Regions from separate parts of the Homo sapiens genome. Here region 2 is linked to region 1. A link is a contact called in ENCODE Hi-C data. All regions are on one chromosome and are shown on one strand. The core of a region is the stretch at or near the end of the contact, and the rest is flanking DNA. Distances in the headings are between cores, read along the strand shown. Region 1 has its middle 120 kb from the start of LINC00524. Region 2 holds the start of LINC00524 (long intergenic non-protein coding RNA 524).

Region 1 (6,234 bases), core at 2,608-5,107:
TGCCTGTGTGTGTGTGTGTGTATGTGTGTGTGTGTGTGTTTATGTATGCGTGTGTGTGTGCATGCATGTGTTTGCCAGTGGTAAGGACAGAAAATAAGTGGCTAGTGACCTCCTTGGACACCTACACCTAACTCCGCAGCCTTCGGTGACCTAAAGAGTCAGTCTGTGCCTGGTGGTGGTCTGAGAGCCGCTAACACAGTCACGTTGCTGCAGGCCTGAGCTCATGTTCTCGTTCCATCTCTGCGCCCTGGGAGGAGAGTGGCCACAGCACTCCAAGTCTGTTTCTGCAGCTGCAGAATGAGCTCAATAGTGCCTACCTTGCAGGGCATTTTTTGAAAATGGATAATTACATGAATAGGTCACACACATAGTAGGTCTTGGTAAATATCCCTTTTCATCTCACATAAGAACTCTCCAAGGGCAGCCTGATGACAAGGTGGTCTCAGCGCCATCGTGTTCCATTTCGTGGCGTCTGGAACCAACACTTAAGCAGAACAGCACATCCCACTTGTTTACATCTCTGATACCACCACCTCCTTTTGCTAATGGGCTTCGGTTTTTCCTTTTCTTATTCTCTTTGCCTAAAGGCAACAACGCTTGTCTTTAATCAGCATAAGGCAATTTAGTACCCCTCACATCAGCCTGCCAGGAAAAATGAGCCATTAATTTCCTGGAGGTTCCAAGAACACACTTTTATTTGTTATACTACAAACACATTGAGGCTGCTGTGCCGGAAAAAAAAAAAGAAAAAAGAAAACTACGCTAAGTCCCCTGTTTGCCCAAGGTGACTCCGTAAAAATTAACTGCAGTGTTCAAGGCTGTCTTTCCTCTTTGTGACACAGCTGATGAACTTAGGTGTGATTCGAAGAGCAAAGTGCAGGTGTGTTTACCACCGTCGCTCTGTCAGGGAATCTGTTTCAACTGTAAAGGGATGCGATGCGGTTGTGCAATTTTCGGCCTGGGAACTGCATAGGTAAATAAAAAACAAGACGCGGTGTGAGTTTGGCTGTTCTTTTGCCCGCAGTTGGCTGTGGCCTTCTCCTCATCTTCACCATCCCTCCGGCAGTTTCCAGTAGAAAATTCTGGTGAAGGCGCTGGCCGTTCTTGCAGCGTTTCCCAGGATACGTTTGCCTCTCGCCCTGCTGAAGAAGATATCCTGGGCAGGTGGTCCTTTCATGGCTGTTCCTCACGGACAGTTCACTGCTCTGCTCAGAGATGTGTCCTGCCTCCCTGCTGACGCCACTCTGGGGGCCTGGGTTTGCTGTGTCAGCCAGAACCTCCACTTGCTGTTGGGAGGATCTTGCACCTGCCCCACACCTACTCTGTGGGTCCCGAGACCTCCCTGCCATTCCTTGGAGGGTCTGTCAATTTCAGGGTCTGGGGTCTGAGCAAGGGAAAGTGGGGAATGCCACTGTCCAATTTTTGCGCTGCTGTTTGGGTCTGGCAGTAAATCATTGAAGAGTCAAGGCCGAGTCCACCAGGGGGAGGGAAGAGGCAGAGAGGCCAAGGCCCATCTTCAGCATGAATGAATTGGGAGCTGGCCTTGAAATCAGAATTGGGTAATCACCGACATTCCTTCCTGCTACTGGGGGTGGCCATAGCTGGAGAGCTGCTGTGGGTGGCTGTGGACAGAGGAGAGGCTCAGAAAGGGGCCGGAAGCAAGCGACGCTCCATGTTGTGTAATTATTGTCCAGACTTTGATCTCAAGCGACAGGGTCCTCGGGGAGCTTGCTGCACTTGATTTAGGAGTCTGTTCTGCCGTCTCCCACCGCAGACTCACAGCGGCTCCTCCTGCAGTGTGAAAGAGTGGTGCTGACTCTTCTAGGATACAGTAACAGGAATGGTTGTTCCTGTCATACGTGAGGCTTCCACCTCCTCTCCAGGGGAGCAGAAGAGGGCTTCAGGGTGGGGCATCCCTCCAGCAGTGGGGGCCACACCAGTCAGCGCCCTTCCCAGGGGAGCACCCTGGGCCCCTGAATTATGCTTCTTGTCCCCACCACTGACTCCTGGGGACCCCGTGTCCACTCCAAGCTCCAGCCTGGCTCCAAGGAGGGAGCCACGTGAATAGAGTCTCAGTACACTGTAGGGTGTCCTGCATGAGAGGCAAGCTCAGGCACACGCCCTTTTCATTAATTCAGCAGAAACAGGAACATACTCTTTTCATTAATTCAGCAAAAACAGGCACACGCAGGGAAAGTGAAGAGAAAATAAGGACAGAGCATGCAAATGTAATAGCATCAAACCTGCCCTACTTCCCGCGCACACCAGCAGAGTGCTTGACTGTTCCTGGCCATCTCCTTGCCTCAGGTAACTCTGCTCAGCAAAGCTTCACAGGCCTCCATTCATCAATGTGGGATGCCAGGGACATGGAGGCTGGGATTCGGAGTGGACATTGCTGGGAGCAGATGTGCTTCAGGCATGCCGGGGATGTTCCTGGAGCTGGTGAGGGGGCGCCTAGTCCAGGCTGGGGGAAGGCTGAGTCCAGAAGCCAGCTCGGGAGGGTTGAAGTGAACTATGAGGTAGCAATGCCTTTAGGAGAGAAACTGGGAGGCTGGGGCTATCCTCCACAAAGAAAATGGGATGCTCTGGACCAGAAGAATGTCTGCAGGTACCATCATTTTGGTTTTTGCTAATTTTTTATCATTTCTTCACTCATCATTAAGCAGGGAGATTCTGTATGTGTCTGCCGCAGAGCTGGGGACACAGTGACTAGCCACCAGCCCTGCCCTGAGCAAGGAGCACACAGCCAGTCAGGGCTGCGTCCCTTGGCTCGTGGCCTCTTCCTTCATCTTCAGGGTGGCTGCTGAGTCTGAGGGTTTGAGTCCTTCTCACATCCCCTCCTGCCTCCTTCTTTTACATTTAGGGGCCCTCTGATGACACTGGGACCCACTAGGGTAATCCAGGATAATCCCCCTATTTTAAGGTCAGCTGATTAGTGACCTTAATTCCATCAGCAACCTTAACTCCACCCCTTGACCTACAAGCAACATAGCCACAGGTTCCAGGGATCAGGATGCAGACATCTTTGGGGGGACATGATTTTGCCCACCATAGCTTCCCAGAGGGGCTGGCATCTAAACTGATCCTGGAAGAGCGCACATGAGCTTGCTGGGTTCTGCTGAGGCAGCAAGAGGACTCTCACCACTAACAGAGCAGATCTCTTATGTGTCCTCTTGGACATTTGGAAAGACTGGTGCGGTGGGGCGGGGAGACATTAGAAATGGGCTGGTTTTTTGAAAAAGGAGACAAGACCCGGTAGAGATCAGCATGAGTCGGGGGTGTTACAGCGAACACCCAGTCCCTACCATGCCCATGACATTGGCACCATTTCCAGCAGGCGCAACCCCACACAGACCTCGGGGCAGCAGCCTGCTGGGCAGAGAGAGCTTGTCCCTATTCTGTATTTAGGCACAAGAGAGGATTCGGGGAAGGCAGCCAGATGTGCGAGCTGATGGAGACCATGTCCAGTCGGGCTTAGTCCGGTTCAGTCCAAAGGCATGCACTGTACTCTGAGGCCATTTCAAATGTTGCCAAGACCCCTGGGTTCAAGCCAGAAGGAGGACCTCTAGTCAGAGCTGGGGGTGGGGGTGGGGTGAGGGCAGTGGGTATTGTTGTAATTGTTTCAGAACATACTAAGTTAATTTATTTGTTTTGCCTTGTGCCTTTTAAACAGGCTTTCATCATCGAATGTGTTTTCCATCTCGTCCTGTCGCACAGGTAGGAGACCTTGTATTGTTTACTCCTGGAGGCGTCTCCTCCCCATAGCCCTGTTTAGTCGGCTGGGCAGGGAGCTCGTCTTTTTACAGCCTGTGCTTTGCGTGGCCTGGCCGCCTTCTCCGTTTTCACTCCCCTTGTTGATCTGAACCCCTGCCACAACAGCATGCTTCCCTCTGACTTTCACACCAGAACAAATTCCGTGCAGGAACATGGACCTGTCTGCTCTAACCCGGCCCACACCCCGCCACTCCCCTGCCCTCGGCCTCCAGTAGCTGAGTGACCAGGGCCCAGGGATGCCCACACAGGAGGCAGTGAGGTGTGTGGAGGACCCAGAGGTGGGCGGGTGGGTTCCAGGACCAGCCGGGCTCCTCCTGGACTTCAGGATCACAGGGTCCCACGTCAGGGCTCACCACTGCTCCCCTCAAAGCTGGCCAGGCCCGTCCACCTCCGTCTCTCTTCCGTGGCATCTCTAGGTTTGGTTCAGGGCAGGGAGCCAGCAGCCCACAATTGTTCACCATCTTGTCAGGAACCAGAAGTTGTCCAGCCCCCTTATGTTGGCAATGGGGAGACGCTCGGTGCTTCCATTTAGTACACGTTCATGGATGTTCGTTCTAAACCAAAGTGGCAGAGCTCAAAACCATGGCCTCCAGGGGCCTCCCCAGCCACCCAGAAGCAAGAGCCAGTTTCCAGAAATAGACCCCCATCAGATCAGCTCTCCAGAGAACTGCACCAGGGTTCCTGCCGCCCCTGCTGAAAGCCCTTTGCGGTCTGCCCAGGCTCCCCTCCCTCTGCTCTTCCCCTTTCTCTCCATCCTCCAGTGGCCATCCTCACGGACGCACTGCCCTCCCACCTTCCCGATGCCGCCCTTCTCTCCTGGACTCGCTCCTCATCCTGGAAGGTGCAGCTGAACTACTGCCTCACCCCACTCTCTCTTGGTGTCCTCCCCCGCAGGTCAGCTGCACTTTTCTGCTGTGTTCTTGCCTCCGTGACTCACGATTGTCATATTTAGTTATTATCGTGCATTACTGTGTGCCCATCTGCCCCACTAGAAGGTAATGGAGTTGTGTCACTCTCGACCATGTGCCTGCAGCCCAGCTCAGAGCTTGGCATAGACTGGGCATCAGTGAATGCACATTGATTGGGGTGATGGAGCGCTTGCCCGTCACCAACAGGAAGGGGCTGCACGACTTCTGCTTCCTGACAAGATGGTGAACAATTGGCGGCTGCTGGCCCCCTGCCCTGAACCACACCTGGTGATGCCGAGGAAGAGGGAGGGAGGGAGGGGGACAGGCCTGGCCAGCCTTGTGAAGTCTCTGAGGCAACTGAAGGTGGTTGGGTCCTGCTACGTGGGAAAATGTCACTCAGAGCAGAAGAGACTTAAAGCCAGTAGGATGCTAGAACACAGAGGTAAAGGAGAGGAATTTAATTCAGTAAAATGTACAGTTACCTAAACAGGCATGGATTAGTCAGGGTTCTCTAGAAGGATAGGACTCATAGGATAGATGAATATATGAAGGGGGGTTTATTAGGAGAATTGACTCACATGATCACAAGGTGAAGTCCCACCGTAGGCTGTCTGCAAGGTAGGGAGCAAGGAAGCCAGTCCAAGTCCCCAAACCTCAAAAGTAGGGAATCCAACAGTGCAGCCTTTGGTCTGTGGCTGAAAGTCCAAGAGCCCCTGGTGAGTCCAAGAGTCCAAAAGCCGAAGAGCTTGGGAGCCCGATGTTTGAGGGCAGGATGGGAGTAAGAGGAAGCTGGAAGACTCAGCCAGTCTAGCCTTTCCACATTCCATTAGCAGCTGATTAGATGGGCCCACCCAGACTGAGGGTGGTCTACCTCCCCAGTCCACTGACTCAAATGTTAACTCCTTTGGCAACACCCTCATATACACACCCAGGAACAATACTTTGCATCCTTCAATCCAATCAAGTTGATACTCAGTATTAACATTTCGAGGCAAGAACCGAACCAAAACAAAGCCAAAACACAAACCTGTAAGACTCTCAAACTAAAACTCTAAATGATACCCATGTGATTTCAGGAGGGGCTATGGAGTGAAACTGTGGATAGTGAGCTAAGCTTAATTTGAGGTCATAATAATGTAACTACAACTGCATTGAAACAAAAATAGAATGTATACATTTCTATCAGCGAAAAACCTTTCCGTCTTTCTAATGCAAGGTGGGAAAAGAAAAGAGAATACAAAATGAAAGTTAAATAGAAAAAAAATGGAATAAAACCGCTGAAATAAAACTAATTATGACAGTAATTACAGTGAGTGTAAATTGGTTGAATCAATTAAAAGAAAGAGACTTTTGCAGTGGATTTTTAAAAAAGAGTTTCAACAATAAATTGTTTCCAAGAGATGTGCTTAAAATAAAAGAATGTCTAAAGGTTGAAAATAAAGACACAAAAATATATATTGCAGGCATACAGGAATCAAAATAAATCTAAGGTAACAATTTGTTAAACATCTCCCAAAATAGAATTTAAAGTTGGAAAATATAATGTTGGTCA
Region 2 (6,580 bases), core at 1,850-4,349, 120 kb before region 1:
TGGGTCAATCTTGGGTTTGACCCCTGGTTCTCTCACTGCTGGTAACTCTGGCAAGTTCTTTACATCTCTGCCCTTCAGTTTTTGAATCTATAGAGTAGGTGTCATAATACATTCCTGGAGAGTTGAGAGGGTTAAAATGTGATGCACACAGAAGGTTCCAGCACACAGTAGGTGCTTCAGAAATGGTACCTTTTTCCACTGTTATTATTAGCAAAATATCAACCTCCCTCAATGCTTGTCCTTATTCAGTCTAAAACATCCTGCACAGATTCTGAAAATACTCTCTGGTATAGGCAGATAATTGGAGAAGAATGGGGCCCCCTGAACAAAGAGGAAACAGACCCACAGAAATAAATTCCCACAACTTGTCTGCATGAACAATAGAGAAGTCTTTCAAGATCTTCCCAGTTCCCTTCAACTTTATAAGGAGGATGCTTGTCCCCCAGGGAGCCGGTGGCCCTTTTGAGAAGAAAGCCACAGACAGAAACTTAAGTGGATTTAAATGTAAGCAGGACCAGAAAGAAAACAGAATTTCCTCTTCAAGGCTTAGGAAAACAATTAGAGATAAACGAGGCCAGAAAGCAAAGCTAATAACAAGATGAAGACTTTCAGCCACTTCATGAATGCTATTGAAAGGGGAAGCAAGAGAAACCCCACCCGAGTCACCCTGACCTTGCCGTAGACTTTCTGGTTTCTTGTAACTCCTACCCTTGCCTCCTGGGGGCTTTTCAACTTAGCTGCTCCATGGAAATGTTTGTTCTGCTGCTGAGCAGAAGATGCTACCTCTGGAGGCCACAGTGGGCTGGGGACAGACCCTTTCATCTCTCTGCGACTCTCCTGCTATGGCTCAGGCTGGGGCTCCTCCGGGACTTTCACTAACAGGACTTGGAAGTGGGAAATTTGCTCCTCTTTAAGAAGAAAGGGTGCATGATGTTTGTCCTCAGTAGCAGAGATATCACTTTTCTTCTTCTTTTTTTTGAGACAGGGGCTTGCTCTGTCACTCAGGCTGGAGTGCAGTGGTATGATTTCGGCTCACTGCAGTCTCAACCTCCCAGGCTCAAGCGATCCTTCCACCCCAGCCCCCAGAGTAGCTGGGACTACAGGCGCACCCCACCACACCCGGCTAACCTTTTTATCTTTTGTAGAGATGAGGTCTTGCTACATTGCCCAGGCTGAGATCAGTTTTGACTCCTGATGGGACACAGGAGAAGAAACATTCTGGTGCCTGCCATAACAGATTGATGTCTACCTAAGCATCATGGTTTCTGTCTCCTGGAGCTCGTAGGGAAAGAAGAGGGATGGCTGAGAGCAGGTGGCTTTCTCTCAGGGGAGGGCCTCTGCTCTGGGTGGCTGTTCTCGGCTGGGTTTAGACCCTCTTCCTCTGGGCTTGCGTTGTCCTTGACTAGGCTTTCCTGACTATGGCATGGGCAAGTGCAGGCCACACCGTGTCATTTTTGGTTTAAGTCATCTGAGTGTGAGCACCCTTGAAGATAGGGCCACGTTTCAAGTTTGAGGCACAGATCCTGGCTCCGCGTTGATGCTTGATTACATTTCCTGACTGGACCATGGAGGAATCTGGCCTCTCATTCCTGGGGATGGGAAAGTGCCCTTCGGATCTTCCGAGGAGTCTGAGAAGCAAAGGCAAAAGCTGGTTTCTCACCATATTCTTTTCTTGCCGTGTCAGCGTTTGCAGCTGTGGCTTTTATGGCCACGCCAGGAGGGGCCTCGTGAGGCTGGCAGAGGCCCTGGTGCCGTGGCCAGCCCCATGCTGTTAAGCAAAGCATGGCCTGTCCACGCTTTGGTGCCTGCACACCGTCCGTCCCGTGGATCTCGGCTCGTGGTGTACCGAGCTGACCCTGTCTTCGGATTCCATTGCCACTTGACTGTGGAGGTGGTGACTCTGACAGTTCTTCAGCTCAATGACCATTTGTTGTGCAAAAGTGACCCCCGGGATCCTCCACTCATCCTGAGGATGACAAAGCATGTTTTAAATAACCACTGCCAAATCAACTCAACACAATAGGGCAACCAAGACACAGCAAACAAGTCATAAAACAATTTAGCAAGGAGGCCAGCAGGAAAATTAATGTCAGTGGCTGTCTGTTCTGAACGTCTCGCACCGCTCCATGCTTCAGAGAAGGGAGAAAGCAGAACATCACAGTTCGCCAATCCAAGGCAGCCTGGTAGGACCTGCCATTCCGTGACCCCTAACCAATGGATATATTCATTACACCGAAGACTGGAAGGAACCACAAAATGGGATACATATTTAAGGAACTATGCACACAACTGGGTTTATTTTTCTTATCTGATTTTTTTTGTTTCTGGTGCAACATGAGTACTGTTGAATACTTGGCAGCTGGCTTTCCATACTTGAGTTGTTTGTCATTTCTGGGGCTGCTGATGCTGTTATGATTTCCCTTTCGGGAGGAATTTACAGGCACATGTTGACCCAGCTGAATGGGAACAGGGAGCAACAGGGAGTTTATGAACAGGGACCATCACCTCCTGGAGAGCGCGCATTCTTTTTCTGGAGGACGCACCAGCACAAGCTGCTCGCCATGCTGTCAGGCCGGCCATCGAATGCGCTGCTGCTCCAGCCTCCAACACGCAGATCCTCTCCCCTCCTGGCCTTGAAATAAACCTGCCTTTCTTTTCAATAATATCTGGGAGTTGTAGTCGGAGCGCTGTGCTTTATTGTTGGAATACCAGGGACGTTGGCTTTCGGTAGCAACAGTTGCTAGGCAAGGTGCGATTGCCTTGAGAACCCAGCAGAGAGAGGACGGAGGTGAACGGCAAAAGGGTCAGGTGGGAGACAGGCAGATGAGGCTGGCGCAGGGGCTGGGGTGAAGTGTGTGAGGGAGCCCCTGGCCGCTGCTCACCTGCCCTGCCACTGTGTTCTCCTCTCAGCAGCCTGTCTTTCCAACATCCACTCCTGCCTCCTCTCTCCCAAGACCCAGTCCATCTCATTCCCACACAGCCACTCATGGACTCATTTGCTACCTTTTTCAGATGTCTCCAACCTGCCATGGGCTGGGGGTACAGAGAGAAATTGGTGATGGGGTCTGCCTCCCGTGGGAGAGGCAGATACCACAGTCGCAAACCCACTGTGTGCCTGGCGCCCTTGCGGTCATCCCAGATTTTTGCCCACATCCCTCTGTTCCACCCAGAGGCCACCTGCATGCAGGCATGGTGGATGGTTGCTGTGTGCAGTGATGGCCTCCTGGGACCTCTTGCTGGCCACGGAGTTAACCAGGAGGGACCATCAACCTCGGAAGGTTAGGAGCTGTTGGGACAGTTCCGAGCTACATTCCAGGCAGTCTCAGGGATGAGTTCCTGTGTCCCACAGTTGAATGTGCTCCAGGATGAGTCTGTGATTGTCCTTCTTGCCCTCCCTGTCTTGTTCTCCCACATCCTTATGGGCTTCCCGGGCCATCCCCTAAGTATGCGACTTGCAGGTTTGCTTTTGCACAAACCGAGGCAGCAAGTATGCCAGGAAGCTGCCGTGAGCGTGGGGGCAGGCAGCCTGCCTTGCCTGGAGAAGGCGGCTGGCAGAGCCTCTGCAGAGGGTGTGTTTGGTTTGTTTCTAGAAGGGTAATCTCTCCAGGGTGAGAAGGGTGTCCTCCAGGCAGGAAAGAGTGTGGTTTTCAGGAAAACAAGGGTAGGTACATAGGGCAGGGCTCCGTTGGGGCAACACTGGAGAGGCTGGCCAGGGCAGTCAGTGAGGGGCCTGGGCTCCTACATGGAGCCTTTGGAACTCTTTTTTGCTGAAGGTGGGGATCCTTGTGGGTTTACCAGTAAGAGAGGCCCAAGCAGATTGGAGTTTGGGCAAGATTCCCGAGGCAGCAGGCGTGGGGTGCCGGGAAGGCAGGCTGGAGGCCTGGGAGGAGGAGCCGAGCCAGGGGAGGGCAGGTGAGCAAGGAAAGGGACCAGGGAGGAGCGAGAGTGCCAGCAGCTCTTAGAGACCAGGGCACAGGTGGCAGCCACCCAGGTGTCCATGGAGTAATGGACAAACAACCAGAGGATTCTACTTTAAACTGGAAGGAAACCCTGACACGCGCTACAGTACCAGTGAACCTTGAGGCCATTGTGCTGAATGAAATCACCTCTACCCAAAAGGGCTCATTCTGCAGGACTCCACTCTAGACACCCTGAGCAGTCAAATTCATAGACAGAAAGCAGGATGGTGGTGGCCAGGAGCTGGGGGAGGGGAGAAGGGGGGGTTTCTATTGAATGGGGGCTCTGGAGATGGGTGGTGGGGATGGTTGCACAATGGTGTGAATGTACTTGATGCCACTGGAGTATACATGAAAACATGGTTAAAATGGTAAATGTCATGTTTTATAGATGATACCTAAATAGTAATAATTCTAAAAATACTTAGTGGCTGAGTGTGGGGGGGTTAGGGAGAAAGAGAGGAAAGGAGAAGGCAGCACCCCCTCGGAGAAGTCAGACACACAGGCCCAGAGCCCAGCACCCAAGCCCGAGTCCTGGCTTCCTGATCTCTAGCAAACCCCTCAGCTTCCCAGGGCCTCTGTGTTCTCACCTGTGAAAGGGACCATCAGCAGGCCCTACCTCGCTGAGCCGCTCTGAGGAGTAAATGACGTGTTACTGTGGAGAAGCTAGGATGGCATATGGTGGCTAGTAGGATGATTGCTTTGGTGCTCTCTTGTATTGATACATAATATTTTACAGGGTAAAATTTTAAGGGGTACATGTGGGGTTCCATGCACAGAAAGTGTCATGATCAAATCGGGGTGTTTGGGGTGTCCGTGGCCAACTCCTTTCTCCAGCAGGCCCAGCTCCATGATGATGCCTCTCTCCAGAGACCTCCTGACCTCCTGACCTGCACAGCCCGGGAGACCACAGCCCACAGCCGCTGCCCCAGGTGTCCACAAGCATCTCAGCCCCTCCACAGCCCACGCATCTCCTCTTTCATTGGCTCATGGGGAGTGAAGGACAATGTCTGAATTAAATGCCGTGCTTTAAACTGAAAGGGAAACTTAGCAAATAAATGAGAGTAACAACACTAGATCATTGGCCAGTGTGGTTGCAATTCTTCCTTTCCCTCCAGATTTCTGTTTAACCTTTAAATCTCATTTCGGCATGCCTCTTGGTCCTCCTTGGATTGATATTAAGTTGTACACAGGCTACTTCTTGTAAGACGATGAGAACTCTTGCCGATATTTTACAACGTCTTACTCTGAACTTTCCCCTATTCTTTCTGCCTAGATGCATTATTTTCAGGAAATCTATGTTGTAAGACAGAGGTAGGCAAACCAGGGTTGCGGGCCAAGTCCTTCCCACAGCCTGTTTTTGTAAATAAAGTTTTATTGGAATGCAGCCAAGCTTGTTCATTTACACATCATCTATGGCTGCTTCTGTCCTGCCATAGCACTGTTGAGTAGTTGCGACAGAGACCACGTGACCTGCAAAGCCCAAAATATTTACTATCTGACCCATTACAGAAAACGTTGCCAATATCCTGTCGTAAGATATGCTGAAATGTTTAATTCTTTGAGGACTGGGGCACAAAATTATGTATTTTTTTAATCCACCATGCTAAAAGAAGGAAAATTCATTTACTGTAATATGTCCTGTAACGGTCGTGAAGTAATCTCATGAAACTGTGTCCCAGGGCGAATACTAGTATTTTAATGAGTACCTATCAGCAGATTAATGAAATCTGGGAGAGGATGTGAAAAGAAGACAGTGACACATTCCATCACGTTTCTCTGGATCTCACATCTGGGATACAGGCCAGCATGTGAGGTAATCAGATTGAAAGACATCTGGCAATTTTATCTGCATCCTTAAAAGTTTATATGCATACATTTTGGGGGAGGGATCTTTCTGTTTGGGAATTCTTCCTAAATTCAGACATCTTGGTATCAACAATTGTATATATTTTTGCATGTTCCAGTCTAATTCTATGCAAAATGACAGCAGGAATCTGGGACATCATGATGGACAAAAGGACTCGGATCTGGGCAGAGTCCCCATGTGCACGCCGCTTCTATCGGGCACTCCAGGGTCCGAGAGGATTCCCCTAGAGCTGCACGACTCCCTGGTGTTATCTGTTCAAAGTTCACCCACCATTTCTGATCAATTAGACCAGGGTTTCTCAACAGGGACCCTACTGACATTGGGGGCCAGATCATTCTTTGTGGTGGGACTGCCCTGTGGCTCAAACGCTGCCTCTTCCCACCACCTCCCCACTATTCTGATAACCTCCACCATCTCCACACATTGTGAGATGTCCCCTAGAGGGCAAAATCACCCCCAGGTTGGAACCTCAGAGTTAGTTCAGGTGAGGTAGGAGGCGGGACTCAACTCTGGAGGCAGGGCTCAGACACTGGACCTAACTGAGGACTAATGATTAAAACAGGTAGGGGGCAGGGAGGAGCAACGTGAGTGCTGCTCTCCTGCCAAGGGCTTTCACGGAGCCTCTGGTGCCTGGCGCTGCCCTGAGGAGCCAGAAGCTCTCTGAGTCTGAGTGGTGACATCTTGCAGCAGACTCTTAATGGTTTTGGATCCTCCATTTTGCCCAGGGAGGAGATGCTTCCTTCCTGGTTGTCTT

What was found. Hi-C counts contacts between places; a loop is a spot of excess contacts on that map. Pooled maps may share reads with other maps.
Region 2: a loop to region 1 is called in a pooled map of right lobe of liver, with 2.0 times the contacts of the local background. The contact joins the promoter of LINC00524 here to the enhancer-like site in region 1. A Hi-C loop is called at or near these places in 1 of 50 pooled maps.

Annotation. Positions count from the first base shown.
Region 1 is chr14:101,284,079-101,290,312 of GRCh38, reverse strand. No RefSeq gene overlaps it. Among named protein-coding and RNA genes, the nearest start is that of LINC00524, 120 kb to the left of the region's middle. RefSeq lists an enhancer at 1,036-1,571. Within about 2 kb of position 3,857, at least 3 of the 41 ENCODE cell types and tissues checked have a DNase peak (open chromatin) inside an H3K27ac peak, as active enhancers do.
Region 2 is chr14:101,404,441-101,411,020 of GRCh38, reverse strand. It overlaps LINC00524 (long intergenic non-protein coding RNA 524), which reads left to right and starts at 3,099. Exons shown (of 2, transcript NR_126006.1): 1 at 3,099-3,278; 2 at 4,797-5,034. RefSeq lists enhancers at 1,312-2,033, 2,034-2,757, 2,758-3,479.